Regions from separate parts of the Homo sapiens genome. Here region 2 is linked to region 1. Evidence: read pairs that join two places in POLR2A ChIA-PET (ENCODE). Cell type or tissue: Caco-2. All regions are shown on one strand. Links, peaks and the distances in the headings refer to the core of each region. The heading gives the core; the rest is flanking DNA.

Region 1 (5,378 bases), core at 286-5,285:
TTCCCTGAAGCTCACGATCAAAGCGAAGCAGTGAGATGGATGTACACAGAAGCACAGAAGCGTAACCATATAGTAGGCACCGTAAAGGTGTGGTGGAAGGGTCCATGACAGCCAGGTGCAGGAAGCAGGGTCTTCTCATAAAGGAAGCAACTCTGGAGTATGCCTTAGAGCAGTGCTCCCCACCCTTTTTGGCACCAGGGACCAGTTTTGTGGAAGACAGTTTTTCCACCAACAGTGGAGGTGAGGGATGGTTTGGGATGATTCAAGTGCATTACATTTATTCTGCACTTCATTTCTATTATTACATTATCATACATAATGAAATAATTATACAATCCACCATAATGTCGAATCAGTGGGAGCCCTGAGCTTGTTTTCCTGCAACTAGACGTTCCCATCTGGGGGTGATGGGAGACAGTGACAGATCATCAGCCATTAGATTCCCGTAAGGAGTGTGCAACTAGATCCCGCGCATGCACAGTTCATGATAGCGTTTGTGCTTCTATGAGAATCTAATGCCGCTGCTGATCTGACAGGACGTGGGACTCAGGCGGTAATACGAGCAGTGGGGAGCAGCTCTAGATACAGATGAAGCTTCACTCACTTGCCCCCACCGCTCACCTCCTGCTGTGCAGCCCAGTTCCTAACAGGCCATGGACTGGTACCAGTCAGTGACCTGGAGGTTGGGGACCCCGCCTTAGAAATCCAGCAGGATTCTGATAAGCAAGGATGAAGTGAAGAACATTCCAGGCAAAGAAAATGACGTAAGGGTGGGGTAAGGCTTTGAAATAGAGAGCAATTAGATGACTTGGATTATAAAGCTTATCTTCTCCCACTCTTTTATTACAGAAAATTTCAAACATACTCCAAATAGAATAAAATAAATAAACCCTTCTGAGCCATCACCCTTGCCTTCACAATGATCAGCATTTTGTCATTGCAGAGCTAGTCCAAGGAGCTTAGCTTGGAACCAGAGTGTGGAGAACTTTGATTTCTGGAATATGGAGGAAAGAAATGGGAAGTCATTGGAGAGTTTTTTAGCAAGGGGTAATAAAAGTTGGAAGAAGGAAAGAAAAAAAAACCCAAATCTATGAACTCAGTGTTGGGCCAGGGCTTTCTGCATAGGGCACCAAAGGAGGCTGGTTAGAGTTCACTCAGTGGCGGTGTTTATTTCAAGTGTCCCAGTTGTTCCTCTTAATCATTGGTAGAAAGCAAAAGACCAGAATTTAATTTAGGCCCTGGACCTAGTTCCAGAATAGGTGTTGGGGCACAGAAATAGAGTATAAAAACCTTACTTGAGGCCAGGCGCGGTGGCTCACGCCTGTAATCCCAGCACTTTGAGAGGCCGAGGCGGGCGGATCACGAGGTCAGGAGATCAAGACCGTCCTGGCTAACATGGTGAAACCCCGTCTCTACTAAAAATACAAAAAAAAAAAAAAAAATTAGCCGGGCATGGTGGCAGGCGCCTGTAGTCCCAGCTACTTGGGAGGCTGAGGCAAGATAATGGAGTGAACCCGGGAGGTGGAGATTGCAGTGAGCTGAGATTGCGCCACTGCACTCCAGCCTGGGCGACAGAGCGAGACTCTGTCTCAAAAACACCAAACCAAAGCGAAAGGAAACCTTACTTGAGCACCATTGCATTAAACAGTTGAACAGCTTGAGCACTCAGTGATGGATCGTGCCTCTGAGGGTCATGATCCTCCTGCTCGGATTGGTCAGACCACAGACGTCCAAACGTGCATCAGTTTCTTCATGTGTACTTTTCCTTAGGTGCAGATTACTAGGGACCTCAAACCCTGGTCCCTTGGGGCATTTCCTTAAAATGATTGCTCATCCCCAAGAGCAGGGCTAACAATTTTGTTTTGTTGTTGGCAAACCAAAAAATGAGAAGTTTCTTGTTTTTCCTAATTAACACTTCACAAAAGAGAGCCTGACTCCAGGCGATGACACCACCTCCTTGTGCCAAGCATTTCACAGCAGGGCCCCTCGCTTCCGTGATGGAGAACGAACAGCATTTCGTGCACGCTCCCTGCCTTCCTCTCATCCTTTCCTCCCCTCACTCTACCCTTGCTAAATTTAGCAGCTGCCCTCCTCCCCCAATTCAGTTATTCATTCTTTTGCTCTTCCTGCCATGTGCATTTCCGGCTTGCATAATAGCCACCAGCCACTCCAGAGAAGAGGAGGTGGGTTTACTGAAGCTTGACATTAAGGCAAGGAATATATTACCTAGCCTGCCTTTCAGATACAAAGGGTATGTGATGGGTTTTCTTTCTGTCTCTTAGTCTTTCTCTCATTATTTTTTTTGTTAATCTCATTTGGAATTTAGCCCCATTTTATTCCTGAGTGTGATTGGAGGCTTATGGTCTCTCCTCCTCACAGATCCTTCCTCTTTTCCCTTTGGCCTGATTTGACTCAGCAGTAGGTGTGTTTGTTGTTCTCATTTGCAGGAGCTCAGCAATAGAGAAAGCTGGCTTACTCTGAGAGCTGCTCGCAAACCAAGTAAATACAGATGTGCCACCGCATACGCTGTAATGAGCTTTCTCTCAAGTATTATGATGTTGGTGGTTGTGAGCTCAGTAGGTAAGAGGATGGAGCTAATGAGGCCGAGGTCAAGGGTGTCATTGCCCTGCAGACCAGTTAGCTCTGCTTCAGACCCAGCTCTTAAAAGTAGTGCATTTTCAGAGACCATTCCTTAAAGCTCATGGCCAGGAAGCAAGGTCTGAGAGCATGTCCGGGCGCATGTGCTCCAGTGAACAGGTGCACACAACAAGGAGAGAAGTGTAGGTCTTTATCCGGTGGTATCCAGGGAGAAGAGCTTTCCAAGGCACAGAAGTGATATGAAGAGGTGGCCCTCTCCCTATCCTCCTGCCTTTCAGCTATATGGTGCCCTTGATGACAAAGAGAACAAGTAGAGAGGTGCATGGATCAGTACAAGTTTCCTGCCTCCAGCTACTTCCTCTCTCTCTCCCTTCTTCTCCACTGAAAAGAAAAAAATCCAGCTCAACATAAATTGTTTCCAGAATCAATACTGTTCCATTTAATTATGAAGGATAACAGATGATTGATGTGGGCATATGTTAACATACAGAAAGATCTGGTTCTGAAAAAAAAATCTGTCAAGTGAAATTATACATATCAAATATTACTTCCCCAGTGATTTATTTTACATAACTGGGAATACAGTTCCATATAAAAGTATGTTAACCCAAGATGACACATGTTGCTGCCAACTTGGCATAGGTAAGTAGGTAGGTGGGTAGGTAAGTAGGTGGATAGGTGGATAGGAATGACAGAATGGAAAGAGAACAAGGCCCAACTCAGCTGTTAAGCAGCCTGGCACAATGAAGCATGCACGGTCAAGTGCAAACAGAAGGCATCATTCAACCGCCTTGTGATTTCACCTCGTCGTGGCCACAAACTTAACCAGTTCAGACATTCATAATTTCACAATGGGCATTTATATCACAGTACAAATGTGTCTTGCTCAATCTAGCACCAGTTCCCCACATGTATCCTCTATGACTTTCTTACATTGAAACTTACATTGAAATCATGCCTTCGTTAGTAGCCACGTGGCAGTGCTAGAAGCTAGGAAGTTGGTGTTAGCTCAGAGGTTCACCTCCATGCCCTGACAGTAGACGAGGATGATCATCATGCTAATTCAAACTCTCTATATGTGAACATTTGTTACCTCTATAATGTACTCCATTCTGAAATCACATCATGGCTTGAGCAAAGCAGTCCTCAGATTACACTTACCTCTAGAAAAACCAGCATTTTCACTCTTTTTCCTTACTTATTAGTTATGGGAAGGGAGGGTGATTTTATATAATTAGGTTAACCTTATAATTTTTCACCCATACCAACACACTTATGACAGTGACACAGGGCTCCAGCAATAAGTAAGCCAGGACTACATATCAAATATTCAGGCAAAACCAGAACCAGAACCATCCTCGACAAACAAACTGGGGTGAGTGTGTGTGAGTATGTATGTATATTTTAAAGGATGAGATCTGGAAACCGGGAAACCAGGTCCTAACCCTTCATTCTGCCAGAACAGATCATAAGGGCTAAGTTTCTCATTCCTCTGGCTCTGTCTCCCCAGTTATAAGAAGGGGGTTAGGCTAAATGGTTTCTGCAGTCTCTTACAGCTCTCAAATCCCCACATTACGTCCAAGGAACCTGAGTCTTCCTGGGTGATATGAAGATAAGACATATTCCCTTCCCTCAGGGTCTTGAGCATCTAAAATCTAGAAAATCATAGCAGTGTCCTGCCTGGTGTTGCTCAGAAGCGGGAGAAAATCTCTTCTTTCCTCATTTGTCTCACCTTATTCAGAACTTCAGATAATGTTGCCCCTCTGAGAGTGGCAGCAAGAGTAGCGTCATTCACTTATTTCATCATAAAAAGCTCAGTTTAAGGACATTCTTTTTCCTTGACTGTTGTGACTCATTTTATCTTTGTAATATGAATTAGAATGCAGGTAGGTAGTTATGTAGAAAGGAGGTAAAATAAACAATGATATTACTTCCTTCACAAAAACCAGGAGGCAAAGCATCTTTAGAAATATCAAAGCAGTAAATGACTATAAAATAAATTTATTTTGTCACGTGCAGTTGTGATGATAACTTCTTTTCACACCTTAGGTTCTTTTATTTTGGGTTTTATCCCCTTAAATATATATATATATTTTTTTTTAATTGTCATTTGTCCTCTAGTGTTAGAACTACTGGAATATTGGCCCCCCAAAAACTCAACGGAAACATAAAATAAGCCTCCCTTCTGGGCTAAAGTCTCTGAATGAGACCAGCTCCACAGAATCACCCCATGGGACTGGATATGCAGTCTGTAGGGAGAAGGAGCAAGATCCGGATTTCTCAAACGTTCTCATCCCATCACCCCCTTGGAGCTTGATAATTTCAGCTCTTTAGTTGCATCCTGTCCTCTGCCCCATCAAAGAGATTATGGGGCAGTGATTCTTAATCACTTTAATTTGCAGATATTCACACATGCAGGGCTGAGATTGTTTCTGTAGCACTGGATGCAGTTTTAAGGTGGCAGTTCTGCTCTGGGACAGCTCTTTATCACAAGGTAAACATGGAAATCGCAAGTGATGAGGAGAACTTTCAAGCATCGAAGTGCAATTGATCTCAATTTTTCTTACAACTAGCACATGGGAATGGCTCAATAATTGAGAGAAGTCATTTCTTTGTGAAAGATGGAGAGGGTGGCATGTGTTCTGCGATGGCCCACAGAAGTTTTATTTATATGATTGCTTTATTGAGGGGAATCGTACCCCTCCTGCCCCACCACCAAACCCAAGTGCCCAAAGACTGCTTTGGCAGAAGGAAGTTGTATACAATTTTAATGAGATAAT
Region 2 (5,378 bases), core at 296-5,295, 190 kb before region 1:
TACTGCCACCTCCCATACCTAAGGGGCTCCTGTGAGGCATAAGTACTGACATGTACACACAGGGCACTCACAAATGCTCTCCTTCTCAGTTGCCTACTTTCTAGAGGGGAATATAGATAGCTGGAGAAGAAGCTTGAGAACCTTCAGGCTGGATGTGCCAGAAACAGCAGAGACAGCCCAAGATAAATGAATGTATTAACTGATCATCCTTTTTTTTGATGTGGCTCAGGATGCCTCTTGGGTCAGGGAGAGAGAACCAGTGGCTGTTTGTTGTAGCTGTGTGCGGTCTTGGCCATAGCTGGCTGTGGTATCTGGGACCCAGTGGCAGGTCACCACCGTATGGGGCTGCCAGTTGCTCCCCCACCCCATTCCTCTAAGAGCTAGTAGGGAGAGAGAACCCGGAAGAGCAGCACGGCTTGCTGAAACTTCTCTGAGGTCTGTGATTGGCCTTTCCATGTCAAGGGAAGAATCCCTCTCTTACTTGAGTCAGCTCTTTCCAGTCTTCTCTTGTACAGCCCATGTTCTCTCCTACCCTATCTGAGATGAAGATCTCTCTGGAGCTCTCATTTTACTCCTAATGGGTTGCCTGGAGGGACTAAACCAGTGAGAATGACTGGGCATACTATGGGACTAGAAAAACAACTCAAAGTTATGTCTTACGGATGGTAGGACAGCCTCAATATTGCTGTTTACAGTGGATAGCCCAGTGACATTTATTTAAAGAGGGCAGTCTTAAGAGAGTGTGTTAGGGTTATGAATCTGATTAAGTGTGATCTGATAAGTGGGAAATGGACCACTTGGGAGAAATCAGGTTACTTTCAGATATAAGCAGACCAAACTGGGCCTTCCACACAAGCCTGAATAGCTCGTTTTCTCCCTATTTCTGTTGCCATTGAGGTACAGCTGGGATTCAGGGCATTAGGATATGTGAAAACTTTTAGCTTCCTGAACCCAACCAGACCCCAGCAAGAGTCCTTTTACAGTTTCCCCGAAACCGTCACAAGTTTTCCTGACCGCCTGCTGGGGGCTTTCTGTTGCAGACCTACGCGGCAGCTGCCTGCCAGCCCTGCCAGATTTGACTTCATCTTGGCTGCCGGTGGGTCAGTCTCCACGAGGCTTCTCTTGGCCTGTCTGTCCACTCAGGGCATTTAAGGGTCCTCTTGCTTTGCTCACATGGGCTCCTCGAGGGCTTGTGCAGTAGGTTGAGAGTTGTTACGGGTGCTGATCTGGACCACTTAGGGAGCAGAAAGCATAGGTCTGTATATGAATGTGAAAATACACATTTAAGAAGCTGCTCAGGTAGGGGCAGCCACGGAAGTTGTGCTCCCTCTTAAACACTCAGCGTACACACCTCATCCTCAGACAATGTGCTGCTTACATTTCCAGTGTCCAGCACGGTGCCTGGCACAGAGGAAGGCCGATGGATAGTAGTTGAACAGAATTTTTTTAATCATCAGGTCTTTATTAAGCTTCTATTATGGACTTCAAGTTTCCTCCATGAATGCTACCAGAACCCTTGCTCAATGTCTTCACTGTTGAGGCTGTTGAGTGAGAAGCCATTTCCTTCCCCTTCTACTTCCCCTCCCTTTACAGCCTTACCAGGCCCAGTGTTCAGAGGACTCGATGCTCATGAACCTAGGGTTCCTAAGAATTAGCATGTCACAATCTAATCTGGAGACTATCCGCCATTTAGTTCCATGGCGGATTATGGTCTTGGTTCTAGCAACCTGCTGAAGAACAAACCTGGTGGTTTATTTTCTTTTTTTTTTTTTTAAATGGGGACTTGCCTTGTCTCCCAGGCTTGAGTACGGTGGCATGATCATAGCTCACTGCCTCGACCTCCTGGGCTCCAGCGATCCTCCCACCTCAGCTTCCCAAGTAGCTGAGGCTACAGGTGTGTGCCACGATACCTGGCTAATTTTTTTTTTTTTTTTTTTTTTTTGAGATGGAGTCTCACTCGGCCGCCCAGGCTGGAGTGTAGTGGCATGGTCTCGGCTTACTGCAGCCTCCGCCTCCCAGGCTCAAGCAGTTCCTTGCCTCGGCCTCCCGTGTAGCTGGGATTACAGGTGCACGCTGCCACGCCCAGCTAAATTTTGTATTTTTAGCAGAGACAGAGTTTCACCATCTTGGCCAGGCTGGTCTTGAACTCCTGACCTCGCGATCCACCCGCTTCGGCCTCCCAAAGTGCTGGGATTACAGCCGTGAGCCACCACGCCCAGCCAATTTTTAAATTTTTTGTGGAGACAAGGTCTCACTATGTTGCCTGGCTGGTCTTGAACTCCTGGACTCAAGTGATCCTCCAGCCTCAGCCTCCCAAATTGCTGGGATCACAGGTGTGAACCGCCACACCCAGCTGAGAACAGACTTTTGAACTACCACAACTATAGGTCTGTTGGACATTGTTTTCAGTTGAAATTGCTTAAAAATTGACCTGCCTTGGAGAAAATTTCATGAGCCTTTTCTTAAAGAGTGATTGAAATGCCAATAAGAATGCAATAACAAGTGCCCTGTGTAGATGTGTGGGAGGGACACCCTCCCCTTCCTCCACCCAGCAAAAGCTAACGTACTTTCCAAATTCTAAATTGTGATGTGTGACTTGGTAAAGGACTTCGCACTGTTTTGTTTTTTTTTTTTAAATTGATGTGGCAAGCCTTACAAAAGGATATGCCGTTATATTCTAACAAATTATTTCTATCGAAAAGAGTATCATGTGAGATTAGGGCTGTAGAGGAACAGCCTTTCAACTAGTCTTCTATGTGGTAAAGGTGGCACCCAGTTTCCAAAGACAGCACAGACGCCAAGGGTCTTTTCTGAACTTCTTCGATTTTTATGATCCCTGGCTGGGTCGGAGAAGGGCTAGTTAGTATGTTTTTCTTTCTTCTGGATGAAAGTTGCAAGGACACTTAAGCCTTATGCTTCAGGGCGGAATCTGATCACAAGTTGAGATCAGGAAGAAATTTTCCCCCTGTGGCTTCCTATTGCACAATTGCCCGGCCAGGTGTGCTACCTCTGTTAAACAAAGACACACACAAGTGCACACCTCCTTACTGGCTATCTTCAGAGCAGGATGTTGGACGTTGTGGGCCAGCAGACTGGTTCCTTTGGCACATCCCTGTGCTCAAAGATGGGAGGCAGCTGCCCGTCTGCTCCTGTACTTGGCTGTCCTCTGGGTGTGCTGTACTGAGCTCAGGGCCACGTCTTCAGATCCCTACAACTCTTTGCAACTCTTACTTTGTGGGACAATTAAAATTAGGTCTAATTCTGTACACACCCGCATGCACATGCACACATATCTTTTTAAAAGTTTTCCTTAAACTTGCTTCCCCTTTCCTGGGCTTTGCTTCCCCCTTCCCGGGCTTTACACCACATCAAACCTATATGCATTCCCAAAACATCAAAATGACTGTTCACAAATCATAGTAGAACTCTTTAACCATAAGGTGCGCAGTTGCCAATCTCAAGCTTGGATTGTAAGCGACTTCGAAGTCTGATCCAAAAGACTGTGGGAGGAGGGGGAAGGAACATGGATGGACTTCTTTCCTTCCTCCCTCCCTCCCTCCTTTCCTCCCGTCCTCCTGTCCTCCCTTCCTCCCTTCCTCCCTCCCTCCCTCCCTCCTTTCCTCCTTTCCTCCCTTCCTCCTTCCTTTCTTCCTTTCTTCCCTTTCTTTTCTCTCTTTTCTTTCTTTCCTTTCTTCTTTTTGAGGCCTCGGCTGTGCTGCCTCTTGTGCAATAGGATAATTACCAGCGATTCCCAGGCTCGCCTGCTTTTCTGCCTTTACATCTCTATCTCCTGTGGCGCAGTACTTCCTTCTGCCTCTATTATTAGCTTACTTAGCTTTACCATTCAGTTCTCCACCTCCTCCCCGGGTCCCTCCCCATCTTCTTCCAGCCTTTCTTTCCCTTCACCTCTGTAAAGGTATTTTGGGGAGCTACCATTCATGTTCTGTTCATACAGGAACCCTCTTTTTCTTTATTAATATAAAATAATCTTGGTCCTGCCTCATTTTATCATATATTCATTCGTATTCCCAAAATAGAAACCGTCGCCACCAGCACGTAATGTCTGGCCTGTAAACCTTTAAAGTAGGATGTGCCGAAATGAGATCTTCACAAGCAGGTGTGCCTCATCCCCTGACCTGCAGGCCCTTCTTCCCCGGCGGCCATTCACTCATCTTCACACCATCTTCTTGCCCTTCTCTCTGCTTTTCGATGATTCTACCCCAATCACATTCCTTCCCAAAATGACTGTGTTAGTACTTAATTGTTCACCTGGGCTTGTTCATGTTGTAGTTCATCGTTTCCTTTTTATCTTTAAAATTTTCTTGTTCTTCGGGGATACACTGTATTCTTGTAATTAGAGATTATATCAGTTTTCATGGCCAAAATTTGCCACGTGGACATAATAGTATTTGGTATCAAGCACGCCTTTCAGGAAGAAGGGAAAAACAGTAGATTTTGGGCAGCTTTTGATTACAATAATTTCAAATTTCTAATAACTAAGAAGTACTTCATGTGATTCTTGTAGAGTAAAAGCTTAAAAATTACCCTTTTCTTTGTAAGTGATATGAGTCTTACTTCGTTTGGGTAAGAAACTCAGTTTGAGGCTACCAATTTTTCAAATAGTGGTCTTAGAAACTAATTATTGCTGTAATTTCAATAACTAAATAGGCATTCCTATTCAAACCTTTACTCAAGTAGTTATATTCTTTAACTATAGTTACTCATTTGTAACATTTTTCACTGTAAGGGTAGTGACATCCTGTTTGTAACACACCCTGTCCTGGGACTAAATGGAAGGGATTGAGGAAATTCTGCTGGAGTCTAACCCCACCATAGGGCAGCAGCATTTTAGGAACAAAAGCAGAGAAGCTCACACTCTTCTGAGTATAACTGGGGAGAAGATTTAGGGAGGTGGCTTGTAGGATCAGTTTTAAGACCAGGTCAGACATACGTACAAATTCTTTCTTTGTAAATGAGAAGTGGCCTTTAATAGCTTTCATATGGATAGATGGGTAGATGAAATATTATTCTACCTAAAGCATGACATTTCAGTAAGTACTACACTTTGAAACTTGCCTTGCAGGGTTTTAAAAATATTCTTTTCTGGGTTCTAATCATTTATAACGAAGAGTCACTAGCATTTTATTAAAACCCATATTTTTTGGAGAGGGATATTAAGTGAGCAGGGATTGTGGGTTGTTCTTGCTTTTCCTTAACTGTCCTGCCCCAAAAAAGTGATGGGAATAACCCAAACCTTAAAGGTTCCTGGGGCTTTCTTTTTCCCTAGACAGGGACCTCCTCCTCTCCCCTGCTCTCATCCCACTTGTTCCTGAAAAAGGGTAAGGTTGGCAGGGCGGGGAAGAGAGAAGGAAATTAGG

Evidence for each region. Peaks named below come from ENCODE experiments on the same cell type or tissue, not always from the same donor. Only the 100,000 strongest peaks of a DNase experiment are listed, where the experiment ranks them.
Region 2: POLR2A ChIA-PET joins it to region 1 with 8 read pairs; 3 of 35 experiments call an interaction of 5 or more read pairs at or near these places.

Annotation. Positions count from the first base shown.
Region 1 is chr12:11,853,715-11,859,092 of GRCh38, forward strand. The region is part of intron 4 of ETV6 (ETS variant transcription factor 6); the gene reads left to right. Among named protein-coding and RNA genes, the nearest start is that of ETV6, 210 kb to the left of the region's middle. RefSeq lists an enhancer at 1,447-2,023. In Caco-2, for the core only: no CTCF peak of the experiment used is centred there; no DNase peak of the experiment used is centred there.
Region 2 is chr12:11,665,779-11,671,156 of GRCh38, forward strand. The region is part of intron 1 of ETV6 (ETS variant transcription factor 6); the gene reads left to right. Among named protein-coding and RNA genes, the nearest start is that of ETV6, 19 kb to the left of the region's middle. RefSeq lists enhancers at 549-1,182, 1,183-1,817. In Caco-2, for the core only: no CTCF peak of the experiment used is centred there; a DNase peak (open chromatin) is centred at 3,003.